2 separate regions of the Homo sapiens genome follow, and region 1 is linked to region 2. A link is a contact called in ENCODE Hi-C or POLR2A ChIA-PET data. All regions are on one chromosome and are shown on one strand. The core of a region is the stretch at or near the end of the contact, and the rest is flanking DNA. Distances in the headings are between cores, read along the strand shown. Region 1 holds the start of LIMD2 (LIM domain containing 2). Region 2 has its middle 4.2 kb from the start of MIR21.

Region 1 (6,021 bases), core at 139-2,638, 3.9 Mb after region 2:
GGTCAGGTCAGGTCGGGGCTGGGTTGGCAGGCGAGGCGGGGGCGGGCAGGGCAGGGGCGCACCTGAGCTTGGTGTGACAGTGCTTGCAGCAGAAGCAAGAGTTGTGGAAAATGAGCTTGTCGGCCACCAGCCGCTCCATGGGGTACACGGTCTTCTGGCAGGCGGCGCAGGTCTCCTTCACCTGGGCCCGCAGGCTGAAGGACTGTGCGGGAAGCTCAGCCAGGTGCTGCCCCAGTGCTCATCCCGCTCCCTCACACCCCTCCTCCCGCACACCCGGCCCCAGGCCCCTACCTTGGAGCGCTGCACCGTGCTGCTGCCGCCGCCTTTGGCGTCCTGAGGGAGAGGGGCGGTCAGGGCAGGGGCAGCTCCGGGAGGCCCTGGATCAGGGCTGCAGCCATCAGCCCAAGGCCCAGGGGCGCGCCGCAGGGCACAAAGGGGGCCGGCAAACTCTGATGCCTCTCCCCTTCACCCCAGGCCAGGCTCCTGTCCGGGGGGCCCTCCCACCCAGCCGGGCACTTACATGAGAGGGGGTGGCCTGGGCGGCTCCTGCAGCCTGGAACATGGCTCGTTGGAGGTGGAAGCCTCGGGTGGAGAAGCGGCACCCGCTGGGTTCTGCAAGGGGAAGTCAGTCGGGAGGGCCCCGCCAGCCCGGCCCCAGCCTGCAGGGTGGGGGGTGTTGACAGGCAGGGGCTGGGGGGATTGCGGTTGGGACTTTCCCTAAGTCATTTCCTGTTGCTCTTGGTCTTGCCACTTCCGCCCCTCACCCACCTCCCCCACCCCTGCTCCCCAGGGGCCGGGGTCCCGAGTGGCACCGTCCCTCGGAAGAACAAAGTTAGCGGGAGCGGAGGGGCCGGGGGCTCCCGCGCAGCCGCCGTGTGCGTCCCGCGGGCTGGGACCGCTTGGGGTGAGGGGAGGTCGGGGCCGGCGGGGCCGCGATGAGAAGCCGCTGCCCCGACCTGACCCCGGCCCTCGCTGCCCTGCGCCGCGCCCGGGCGTCCAGGCCTAGGCTGCGCAGCCCCTGGACAGCGCCCGAGGTCCCCGCCCGCCCCGCCCCTCGGCCCCCGACCTGGCCCCGCGAGGACCGGACCCCAGACCCCGACGCCGCGAGCCCCGCCAGCGGGTCTCGGCTCCGCCCAGCCGGGGGCCGGCCCTGAAACGAGGACTCGAGCCTGTGCGCCCCGGGCGAGAGCGGCTCGCAGACTCGCCGGGACCCCACGGGCGGCCCTCACCCCACACCCCTCGGCGCCTCTCCCGGTTCCGGAGCCGGACGCGGCCCCTCCCCCCGCGGCTCTCACCAGGCCCGGCCTGGGCCGCGGGGCGGGATCGGTCTCCGGGGGCGCACGGGTACGAGGAGGGCGCGGGCGCGAGCTGCTGCCGCTACCAGTGGTCCCCGAGCCACCGCCGCCGCCACCGCCTTATCGCTGCACCGCCCCCGCCGGCCCCCGCCCCGCGCCCGCCCATTGGCTCCGCCGCGCCCGGAGCCGCCTTCGGGGCCCCGGCGCCGCCGCCGACCCCCCTCCGCGCTTTGTCTTCCCCTCGCCGCCGTCCCCGCCTTTGTCTGTCCCCCGCCCCGGCTCCGCGCTCCCGGCTCCGCAGCGCCCCGCGGGCCTCGCGCTCGCAGGCCTCGGGTACCGGCCGCGCCGTCTGCCCATCCCGACGGCGGCCCGGCGTGGGGAAGCAACGGTGGCAGGGACAGGATGGAAGGGCCGCGCTCCGCATCCTACTGGGAGGGGACGAGTTCAGGCTGCGGCGGCTGCGGTCGCGGGACACTGGGCGCTCCCGGCCTGGCTCCGGGATAACCGGGCGGGGCCTGGGCCATTCACTGCCTCGGTTTCCCCCGGTTGGCCTCGCGCGTAGGCGCCGGCGCCCCCATCCCCGCCCAGAGCTGTGGGGCCGCAGAGACCCAGCCGGGGCGACCCCGGAGCCTGGCCCGGGGTCCCTCGGGCGGCCGAGTCCTCCCGCCGCCAGGGGCCGCCCCCGCCCCTTTGCGGCCCACGAGGCTGGCGGCGGCGTCCGGGCACGCGGTCTCCAGGCCCGGCCGCGAGGCTGCGGGGAGGAGCCTGCACGAGGGCCCGGCAGCCCCGGCAGCCCCCCCAGCCCTCGGCGCCTCTGCAACCCTGCGACGGGCTGGGGAGGCCGGTATGCGTGGTTCCCGGAGCACCCGTCCCCCGAGGCTCCACGTACTCAAGCGTTTCTGGGGCGGAATTCTGTGGGCAGCAACGGGGGCCCCCTCTCCAACAAGCGCACCTCATTTCTCACGTGGGAGCCGCGGCCCAGAGAGCTGAGGTGACAGAGCTTGGGCCGCAGAGCTGCTCCCTCCCTGCAGCCGCACAGCAGGCCGGAGGCACAGCCGGCGAGAGACGGCCACTCGCTTTGGAGCGGCGGCGAGGCCGGCGCCTTCCCGGGCACCAGGGACTGCGTGGCTTGGCCGGAAATCAGGCTAGAAGCAGCTCCGGGAAGCACAGCCCTTAGCCCAGCGCCTTCCCACACTGTGGCAGGAATAGCACTGGCGGCCCACGCGCTTGTCAGGGAACAGAACAGCTCTCGCCCGACGCCTGGCAGGGGAGCAGGGAGGCTGCAGCTTCCCCAGCGACCAGCTGTTTCCCAGGCTGGCGGACTCCACGGACCGGCTCCGCGTCTCCTCTCCAGCCTTCTGTTCTCTCTAGAGGAAGATCTGCGTTTTGTCTGCACTGTGGGCCGACTCTCTAGTGGGGAGCGTCAGACCCTCTAAAGTGGCTGCCTCTCGGGAAAGCTTCCACACCTGTCATCAGATTCTCCAAAGGGGCTGTTTGATGCAAGAAACGGGAAGCCCCGGGGGTACTAGGAGCAGGGCTTGCTGCCATTGGGCATGGTGAGGCCCCGGCACCCTGCCCAGGACGGGCCTGTGGGCTGAGCTGCAGATGGGCATTGAGGATGCCCCAACAGCAAGGTGCAGAAGGCATCCAGAAGCAAAGGAAACTGATGACCAGCGTCAAAAACAAACAAAAAAAGGGAACTTGGCTCGGCGGTGGCTCACGCCTGTAGTCCCAGCACTTTGGGAGGCAGAGACAGGTGGATCACGAGGTCAGAAGTCCAAGACCAGCCTGGCCAACATGGTGAAATCCCGTCTCTACTAAAAATACAAAAATTATCCAGGCGTGGTGGTGTGTGCCTGTAATCCTAGCTACTCGGGAGGCTGAGGCAGAAGAATCGCTTGAACCCGGGAGGTGGAGCCTACAGTGAGTCAACATGAAGCCAGTGCACGCCAGCCTGGGCGACAGACTCTGTGTTTGTGTGTGTGTGGGGGGGGGAGGGCGGGGCGAGGCGAAGGGAACTTGAGGTTTAAAGCAGGGGGAGGAGGGCCGGAAATGCTCCCCGCCGCCCCCGACACTCACTCGCCCCAGGCCCCATCCTAGCCCAGGGTCAGTGTCATTCCCTTCACCTTAGCCTCTCACTGCCCAAAGAGGCTTACTTTTCTTCTTTAAACTGCTGTTAAAATTTGGGAGGAAACGGAAAGCAAGGGCACCTGATGGTTCAGTGCAGCTTCAGGTTAGAGGGGCATTTGAGGTGCCTGAGCTGGGGGAGGGCCTTCCCCCTGAGGGACTGGGAGAAGGGTAAGCCATGTGCCCTGGAAGCACTGCAGGGAGCCTCAGATTTGCACCCCCTGGCTCACACTCGCTGGCGCCAGCCAGCATGGCAGGGATGGGCGGGGCTGGTTCTTAGGTTTCCTGCTCTTTGGGTGCTAGCACCCAGGGTAAGGAGACACCCATGTCCGGTTGCAAGACAAACCCTTCTACCTCCTTTCCTGCCAAAGGCCACCAGCATCCTCTGCCTCAATCTCAATCTTTGGAACTTTTTAGCTCCAAAGTGGTTTGATGACCACAGGCTAAAATTCATAGTCTTAAAATTTTAGATAGTTAAGAGACAGATCTGTTACAGGTTTTCAAATAAACTGGTCTATCTAGTGTAAGAGGTCACTGCTGAGCTTCAGTGAGCACCCATGGGCCTGCTCTTGGATGGTGGGACAGCTCTCACCTGGGGCAGCACGGCCATCCCTGCAAGCACACACACCAGGAAGCAGCCTGTAGCCCCTGAGCTGACGCAGACACAATGCCATTCTCCAGCAGCGTCTCTGAAAATTTTAATTTGTTCTGACAACGAAACTAACACAGCATAAGGACTTAAGCCCTCAAGCTAGGCAAGACACTGATGGCCCTTGGAGAAAGCACCAGGGCAGCTGGCAGGAGGCGCTAAGATGGATTCTTGGTGGGAAAGGAATGAGGCACACACATAAACCGTGGGAAAGACTTAGGTGTCAGGGCCCAAGCCAGAAGAGGGATAAGGATGGACTGTTCCAGCCTTAGTCTGTGCTTAAAAAGACAGAAATGCCCTTCTCTGGAATTATGAGGGAGAGGTCTGAGGGAAGGGAGGCAGGCAGCTTACTACTTGCCCTTTCACTGACCTATAGCATCTGAGGCATCTGAGAGCAAAGTTAAATAGAATGAGGCTGGTCGCAAGCACTGGGAAGAGGTGGCGGTCCTCGGGTTTAAGGAGCCAAACCCTGGGCTTGGAATTCAGCTCCCAGGGCCAGAGCAGCATCTCTCTTCTGCGGAGGAGGTCACCTGAGCTCACAGGACTGGGAATGTCGGCTTTGGACCCTCCTGATCCCTGGTTGTTGAGATTCCCTTGTGTCTCAAAAGCCTTGGAGCAGTGAAGTGTCTCTCCAGGATTTTCTTTCCCAATCAGTCAGCAGTCAACTTTCCTGGAAGAATGTCCTTTCTACCCAATCTGCCCAGGAGGGCGGGAATGTGGCCGGCCCTCAGGAAGGGCCTCTGGGTGGCCTCTGCATCCCTGGCTGGAGAATGCGCACAGTTTGCAGAGGCTCAGAACTCCCAATCGTCCACCTCCAGCTCTTCCAGGTTTGTTACCAGGCCAAAGATTCCACTGTGGTCCTGAGACTGGCTGCCCTCAAAATTGGTGATGGGGGTGACAGGACGAAGCAATTCGGGCAAAGCCTCTGAGGCACGTCGCTTGATCTGGGGGAGAAGAGAGAGGTGGGTGACAGATCCTGTTGCTCTGGGTCCCAGGACACCATGGGGCAAGGAACCATGGCCTGGTGGCAGACGGGCTGTCGGAGCCAACTCCATGAGAGGAAGGAGCAGTGTCTTTCAGGGGCTTCGGAAGCGGGGTAGTTTCTCTCATTCAAAGGGAGGGGAGAGAAAGCTAAAGGGATTGTGAGTTGTTAGAACCAGAACTAGAACCAGAACCAGAACGAAGGGGCTACGATACCTGCTTGAAGAAAGAGTGGTTCAGGAGGGTGCTGGCACTGGGCCTGGAGGGAAAGGGGAGGAGAGACCGCAGCATCACTGCCGTGTCCCCAGCTTCCCGAAATCCTGCCACTTATGCCTCAGCCTCGGGTCCCCTCTCCCTCTCCCTCAGCTCATGGGAAGCAGTGGCCAGAGCTCCCCAGGCTGGCCTCTGACACACCCAGGAGCTGATCCCTCCTGTGTGTAGCTCCAGATTCCCCTGCAGAACCTTTGGGAGGTAAGTCCCTTCACACCCTGGCCTTACCCTCCTGAGCACCCTCTGCTCTCCCGAAGCCCAGGCCCAGGCCAGCAGGGATACCTGGCATCCGGGTTGCGCTGAAGGCACTGCTCCACAAAGTGGTGGAAGTGGGGGGAGAAGGTTCGGTGGTAGGGGTGGGAGGGCGAGTCACCGTTGGAGGGCCGGGGGGTGCTGGTGGTCAGGCTGTCACTCAGGCCAGAGTTGGCCACTGAGCGCGAAGGGCTCATGGTCAGCTCCTCAGCGGGGATGGTGCTGGTATCCAACAGGCAGGGCACTGTGCCGTTCAGTTTCTCTAGCAGCATCTGGGGAGGACAGAACCAGGACCTGGGCTGTAGCGGGTGGGGGGGGGGGGTGGTCCCTGGAAGGCCTGAGAGTCTCTTCACAAATACACTGTTCCCAATATGCAAATGTGATCATTTGAAGAGTGGAAAAGGTGGAAGTGGAGTAAGTCCAATTTTCCCAAAGAAACGCTGGTCA
Region 2 (5,957 bases), core at 2,010-4,509:
GACCAGCCTGGCCAACATGGCGAAACCCCATCTCTACTAAAAATATAAAAAATTAGCCGGGCGTGGTGGTGCACGCCTGTAATCCCAGCTATTCAGGAGGCTGAGGCAGGAGAATCCCTTGAACGCAGGAAGCAGAGTTTGCAGTGAGCCGAGATGGCGCCACTGCACTCCAGCCTGGGTGACAGAGCAAGACAAAAAAAATAACAGATGATGTCATATGAAAATGTGCAATGTCCAGTTTTCCCATAGTTTTCTGTATTCTCTGTGTGCATAATCTGGAGTATGAGTCTGGGAAGAAAAAGGTTTTTAGTTTCATTTGGATAGTGGCCACCTCTCCATTCCCTACGAATGCTAGAATGAAGTTACTTTTTTTTTTTTTTTTTTTTTTTTTGAGACAGAGTCTTGCTCCGTCGCCCAGGCTAGAGTGCAATGGTACAATCTCGGCTCACTGCCACTTCCGCCTCCCAGGTTCAAGCGATTGTCCTGCCTCAGCCTCTGGAGTAGTTGGGATTCCAGGCGCCCACCACCACACCAGGCTAGTTTTTGTATTTTTAGTAGAGACGGGGTTTGGCCATGTTGGTCAGGCTGGTCTCGAACTCCTGACCTGAGGTGATCCACCTGCCTCGGTCTCCCAAAGTTCTGGGTTCACAGACGTGAGCCACCATGCCCACGTAGAATGAAGTTTCTTAAATACACTAGTTAATTATTGAAACATATGCAGTATTGAGTGCTCCTACACAAACACGCTCAGCCTCTGCCCCCAGTGTGCTCTGTGCTATCCACAGCCTTAGTAGAACATGAGGCTTTTTGTCATTTCACCAGTCATTCAATAATGACTCATTTGAGTATGGATCATGCACTAGCTAAATAACCAGTTGCGCTCATGTACCCTGAAGCAAATTGTTTAGCCTGACCCATGTGTAAGAAGATCACAGAGATTCCCAACCTTTCAGTGTCAAAAAGCCTTTCCATATATATTACTTTAAAACCCATTTTCCCCCATGTGTAATAGTCTATGTTAATGACGGTTCGGGTTTCTTCTACATTGTTTGTGACCTGAGAAAGTTTAAAAGAGCCTCAGTTTCTTTCATCTATAAAAATAAAAGAGATAGAAGGACAGTTTACCTAAGGAATAAATCTGGTAACATGTAAAGTACTGAAATAGGCTGGGTGCAGTGGCTCATGCTTATAATCCTAATACTTTGGGAGGCCAAGGCAGGAGGATCCCTTTTAGGCCAAGAGTTCAATAAATAGGGCCGGGCATGGTGGCTCACGCCTGTAATCCCAGCACTTTGGGAGGCCAAGGTGGGCAGATCACCTGAGTTCGAGACCAGCCTAACCAACATGGCGAAATCACATCTCTACTAAAAATACAAAAATGTAGCAGGCACGGTGGCACATGCCTGTAATCCCAGCTACTCGGGAGGCTGAGGCAGGAATCGCTTGAACCCAGGAGGCAGAGGTTGCAGTGAGCCGAGATCTTGCCATTGCACTCCAGCCTGGGCAACAAGAGTGAAACTCCGTCTCAAAACAAACAAACAAAAAAGAGTTCAGTAAAAGTACAGCAATAAAAGTTATCCACCTCCACCACCCCAGCTTTTTTTTTTTTTTTTTTTTTTTTTTGAGAGTGAGGTTTTACTGTGTCACCCAGGCTGGAGTGTGGTGGCACAGTCATGGCTCTTTACAGCCTTGACCTCCCAGGCTCAAGAAATTCTCCTACCTCAGCCTCCCTGGCAAGGACCAGCATGAACCACCATACCTGGGTAATTTTTTAATTTTTTGTAAAGACAGGGTCTCAATATTTTGCCCAGGCCAGTCTTGAATTCCCAGGCTCGAGCGATCCTGCCGTGGCCTCCCAAAGTGCTGGGATGACAGGTGTGAGCCACCATGCTGGGCATTCCCAATGAAAGACTGAGGCCAGGCACAGTGGCTCACGCCTGTCATCCCAGCCTTTTGGGAGGCCAAGACAGGATCACTTGAGGTCAGGAGTTCAAGACCAGCCTGGCCAGCATGGTGAAACCCTATCTCTACTAAAAATACAAAAATTAGCCAGGCGTGGTGGCGTATGCCTGTAATCTCAGCTACTCGGGAAACAGGCAGGAGAGTCACTTGAACCCGGAAGGCAGACGTTGCAGTGACCTGAGATCGTGCCACTGCACTCCAGCCTGGGCAACAGAGCAAGACACCATCTCGCAAAAAAAAAAAAAAAAAAAAAAAAAAAGTGAGCATCTGATACACATGCAAGAATTTCACAACATTGCATTCACTCCTCCAGAAACAAAGATATATTTTAAAATGCTTTCTTAGCATATGTGCTCTGGTTTTCTAGCAGATACTCTGTCAAACTTTTGATAAGTGAAAAATTTACCGAAGAATTTAAAACCAAAAACAGTTTTTTAACTTTCCCACCTGAAAATATTGACCATTTTCTAATTTATTTTCATTATAAAGAATATTGGTTATCATGGTTGCTCATGCCTGTAATTCTAGCACTTTGGTAGGCCAAGGCAGGCAAATCACTCCTGAGCCCAGGAGTTCGAGACCAGCCTGGACAACATAATGAGACCTCCCTACAAAATATTTAAAAGTTAGCCAAGTGTGACAGTATGTGCCTATAGTCCCAGGCTGAGGTGGATCACCTCATTAGTGAGCCGTGATTGTGTCACTGCACTCCAGCCTGAGTGACACAGACCCTGCCTCAAAAAATATATATATAAATACTAAAACATCTGGAAGGAAAGAGGAGAAAAGGGAGTATCAGCTTTTAATACTTGTTACAAGGTCAGTCTAGAAAATACAGTGAGATTTGCTGGGTAAATAGGTTTTGAACCATGAAAAAATTGATGGCATGCAAGATCTTCCTCAATAGACCTAAGAGTCTCATTTCTATTAAAAAATACAAACAACTGCTTCATTTTATTCATAAATAATTTTTTGAGGTGCTACAAAAAATTAAAACTAAGCAGGAGTTTAAAGTTTTTGAAAAGCCAAGTAACATTTTATCTCTAACATTTATTGAATCCTCTCCAGTATTTACACAACGTAAATGAGATACTACACACAAAACCCTTGTGTCTGAAGGTAAATTTATTTATTCTCAAAGACAACAAGAAGAGAAAGCACATCATGTATTTTAAACTTTAGAAGCAACTGAGTCATTAGTGTCTGGTGGACAGGAGCTAGGGATCCTATCCCTTCCCAACAAGGCCAAGAGTTCACCTGAGGTAATGCATTTGCCTTGGGGGCGAGGCCTTGAATTGCAGCAAATAACCTGTGTGTATTTGCATATTTAACCAGTACTCTTAAGAAGGATTATACAAAAACCTGTTCCAGACAGCTGCTTACTCATTGCCTTTAAAATTGCGTGGTGCTGGGATTGGCAGGTGCCAACTGTTTGCTCATTCTCTTTGACCCACTAGCCTTGCAGTTTGCTGTGTGGGTGTTGATACTCCTAAATTAAAGCAGGGAAGGGGTGGTTTTAGATGGCTTTTAACACCTGCTCTCCACCCAAGCACCCTGGATTCATTTGATATCTGGATTCTAATTCTGTAGTCAGGAGACTGGCCCAAACTGTGGCCCAGAGAGAAGTGAGTCAGTTGCAAGTGGCTAGCTGACTCTATGGGAACAGAAATAAAATGCAGCTTAGAGAGTTTGTCAGCCAAATCCACAAATGTGTGGCTTTTTGAAACATTGGACATCTGTTCCTCTTAATTTAAAATAAACTTTTTTTTTTTTTTTTTTTAAGCACAAAGTTGCTTGGCTCCTTGTTTCTTTGTGTCAGCAGCAGTTGCTGCTCTAATTTAGGAACCCTAGGATCTGATTTAGGACATTTGGAATCTTTAAGGCACATTCGATCTAGAAAGTGGAACTGAATTGCTTTGGGAAGGCAAGAGGATGATTTTACAGTATAGGGTTTGTGTGGAAATCCCCTTCAGCAGTAATCAACCCAGGTGTCCAACCTGTTTGTTAACCATTTCCAAATGACTCAGAGGACCTAGAGGGAGGGCTTGAACACACTCCAGCACTGTTTCTACAATTTAGCCTTTATTTGCATTGGAAACCACATTCCTGAATTCTTGAGGGGGCAGGCTCTGGCTTATTCTGGGCAACTGACTTCAAGTGGGACCCCTGAGCTACCTATGTAAGCAAAGAGTCAGCCATCTCTGGAGAGTTACCAGGGAGGAGGATCTTTCTGTGAACTTGCTTTGATGACCTCCACCCAAAGCCCTTTGAGGAACAGTTTTGTTTATTCAAGGAGCCCTTGGCAGGTCACTCCTCCCCTACCACAAATCTAATCCAAATGCGACATTTTCCTTTGAGGCCATCTATCCCTTTTGGGGGACAAAACACATCAGCTTTTCCCTTCAGACCACTTTTGACTGAAGCAGTGATCAACATTGCTTAATTGTGTTCCAGTCTGTTTCCAGCGGGGAAAAAATGCTTTAGGGGAGTGAGGCAGTTAGGGATTTGAAAACAGGGATGGTGCCGCCTGAAGGTGGGGAATGACTTAGATCACTGTCTTCCTTTGGCTCCTCACCATGTTGTGTGGAGGAAACGAAAAGCAGCTCAAGTTCACTCCTCTTGGCAGTAGTGCAGAAGCCTGGCTTGCCACGGCCCTGGAGAACCATGTTTTTCCCAACTTTTTTTTTTTTCTTTTGAGACGGAGTTTCACTCTTGTTGCCGAGGCTGGAGTGCAGTGGCGCAATCTCGGCTCACTGCAGCCTCCGCCTTCCAGGTTCAAAGCGATTCTCCTGCCTCAGCCTCTCAAGTAGCTGGGATTACAGGTGCATGCCACCACACTCGGCTAATTTTTTGTATTTTTTTCAGTAGATACGGGGTTTCATCATGTTGGCCAGGCTGGTCTCGAACTCCTAACCTCAGGTGATCCACCCGCCTCGGCCTCCCAAAGTGCTGGGATTACAAGCATGAACCACCATGCCCAGCCTTTTTTTTTTTTTTTTTTTTTTTTAATACAGAACACAAATTTGAGTGTCATTCTTGTGCAGGGGCCATGCTAATCTTCTGTATATTGTTCCAATTTTGGTGTATGTGCTGCCAAAGCAAGCACCCAGCTTCTTTTCATTAGTTAAGAAGATGAAGGCCAAGACTAAGGCAGGGAGGCCTTTCTCTGCCTTTCACTCTTTAGTGCACCTCACAGTCAGTTGCACTTGAGTAAGGACTGCTAAACCTCTCTGAGAGCTGCCAGATGTTCCTGCCTAGCCTCAGGTTGTTGGTTCTTCAGACACCTCTTCATTCTGCCCATTGCACCAGCCCTTTCCCATCTCCATGTTCCCTCCATGGTAATTTCTTTGTACACAACAACCACACGGAGCACCAGCAATCAAGATTAGCTCCCGGGAACTCTGGCGTGCCCTGTACCAGGAAGCACAGTGGATTACTACAACTTTTGATAATGATTGTTTGCTTTGTACCAGGCATTATTTTCAGGGCTGTTTCACATGTGTTGTACTTAACAACCCCATGAGGAAATTAAGGCAGGGTGGTTCAGTAATTTGTCAAGGGAAACAAGGAAGTAGAGCAGGCAGCAGAGGCGTTCTGGCTCTGAACTACTCTGTTCTGTAGAAATCAGTGCAAAAGTCCAAGCTTCAGCATACTTGTTTCATCTTGTGATCACAGGTAGTTTTTTTTGTTTTTTTTTTGTTGTTGTTGTTGTTGTTTATTTGTTTGTTTTGAGATGGAGTCTCGCTGTCGCCCAGGCTGGAGTGCAGTGGGGCGATCTCCGCTCACTGCAGGCTCCGCCTCCCGGGTTCAAGCCATTCTCCTGCCTCAGCCTCCCGAGTAGCTGGGACTACAGGCGCCCGCCACCTCGCCCAGCTAATTTTTTGTATTTTTAGTAGAGACGGGGTTTCACCGTGTTAGCCAGGATGGTCTCAATCGCCTGACCTCGTGATCCGCCCGCCTCGGCCTCCCAAAGTGCTGAGATTACAGGTGTGAGC

What was found. Hi-C counts contacts between places; a loop is a spot of excess contacts on that map. ChIA-PET counts read pairs that join two places held with the same protein, here RNA polymerase II (POLR2A). Pooled maps may share reads with other maps.
Region 1: a pooled map shows a loop between it and region 2 (9-fold over the local background). The contact joins the promoter of LIMD2 here to the enhancer-like site in region 2. A Hi-C loop is called at or near these places in 4 of 50 pooled maps. POLR2A ChIA-PET finds 5 or more read pairs at or near these places in 2 of 52 experiments (Panc1 and activated CD8-positive, alpha-beta memory T cell).

The regions. Positions count from the first base shown.
Region 1 is chr17:63,698,737-63,704,757 of GRCh38, forward strand. It overlaps LIMD2 (LIM domain containing 2), which reads right to left and starts at 1,389. Exons shown (of 5, transcript NM_030576.4): 1 at 1,296-1,389; 2 at 521-612; 3 at 292-333; 4 at 63-202. The coding sequence starts at 562. It overlaps LOC729683 (a long non-coding RNA gene), which reads left to right and starts at 1,602. Exons shown (of 1, transcript NR_046273.1): 1 at 1,602-3,949. It overlaps STRADA (STE20 related adaptor alpha), which reads right to left. Exons shown (of 13, transcript NM_001003787.4): 11 at 5,605-5,846; 12 at 5,269-5,311; 13 at 4,096-5,015. The coding sequence ends at 4,863. RefSeq lists silencers at 268-497, 588-1,047, 1,138-2,097, 3,288-3,367 and enhancers at 1,802-2,387, 2,388-2,972, 2,768-2,867.
Region 2 is chr17:59,842,477-59,848,433 of GRCh38, forward strand. It overlaps the pseudogene RNU6-450P. Among named protein-coding and RNA genes, the nearest start is that of MIR21, 4.2 kb to the left of the region's middle. RefSeq lists silencers at 1-45, 5,090-5,189 and an enhancer at 4,063-5,051. Within about 2 kb of position 3,260, at least 36 of the 41 ENCODE cell types and tissues checked have a DNase peak (open chromatin) inside an H3K27ac peak, as active enhancers do; they include Panc1, where a contact is called at or near this core.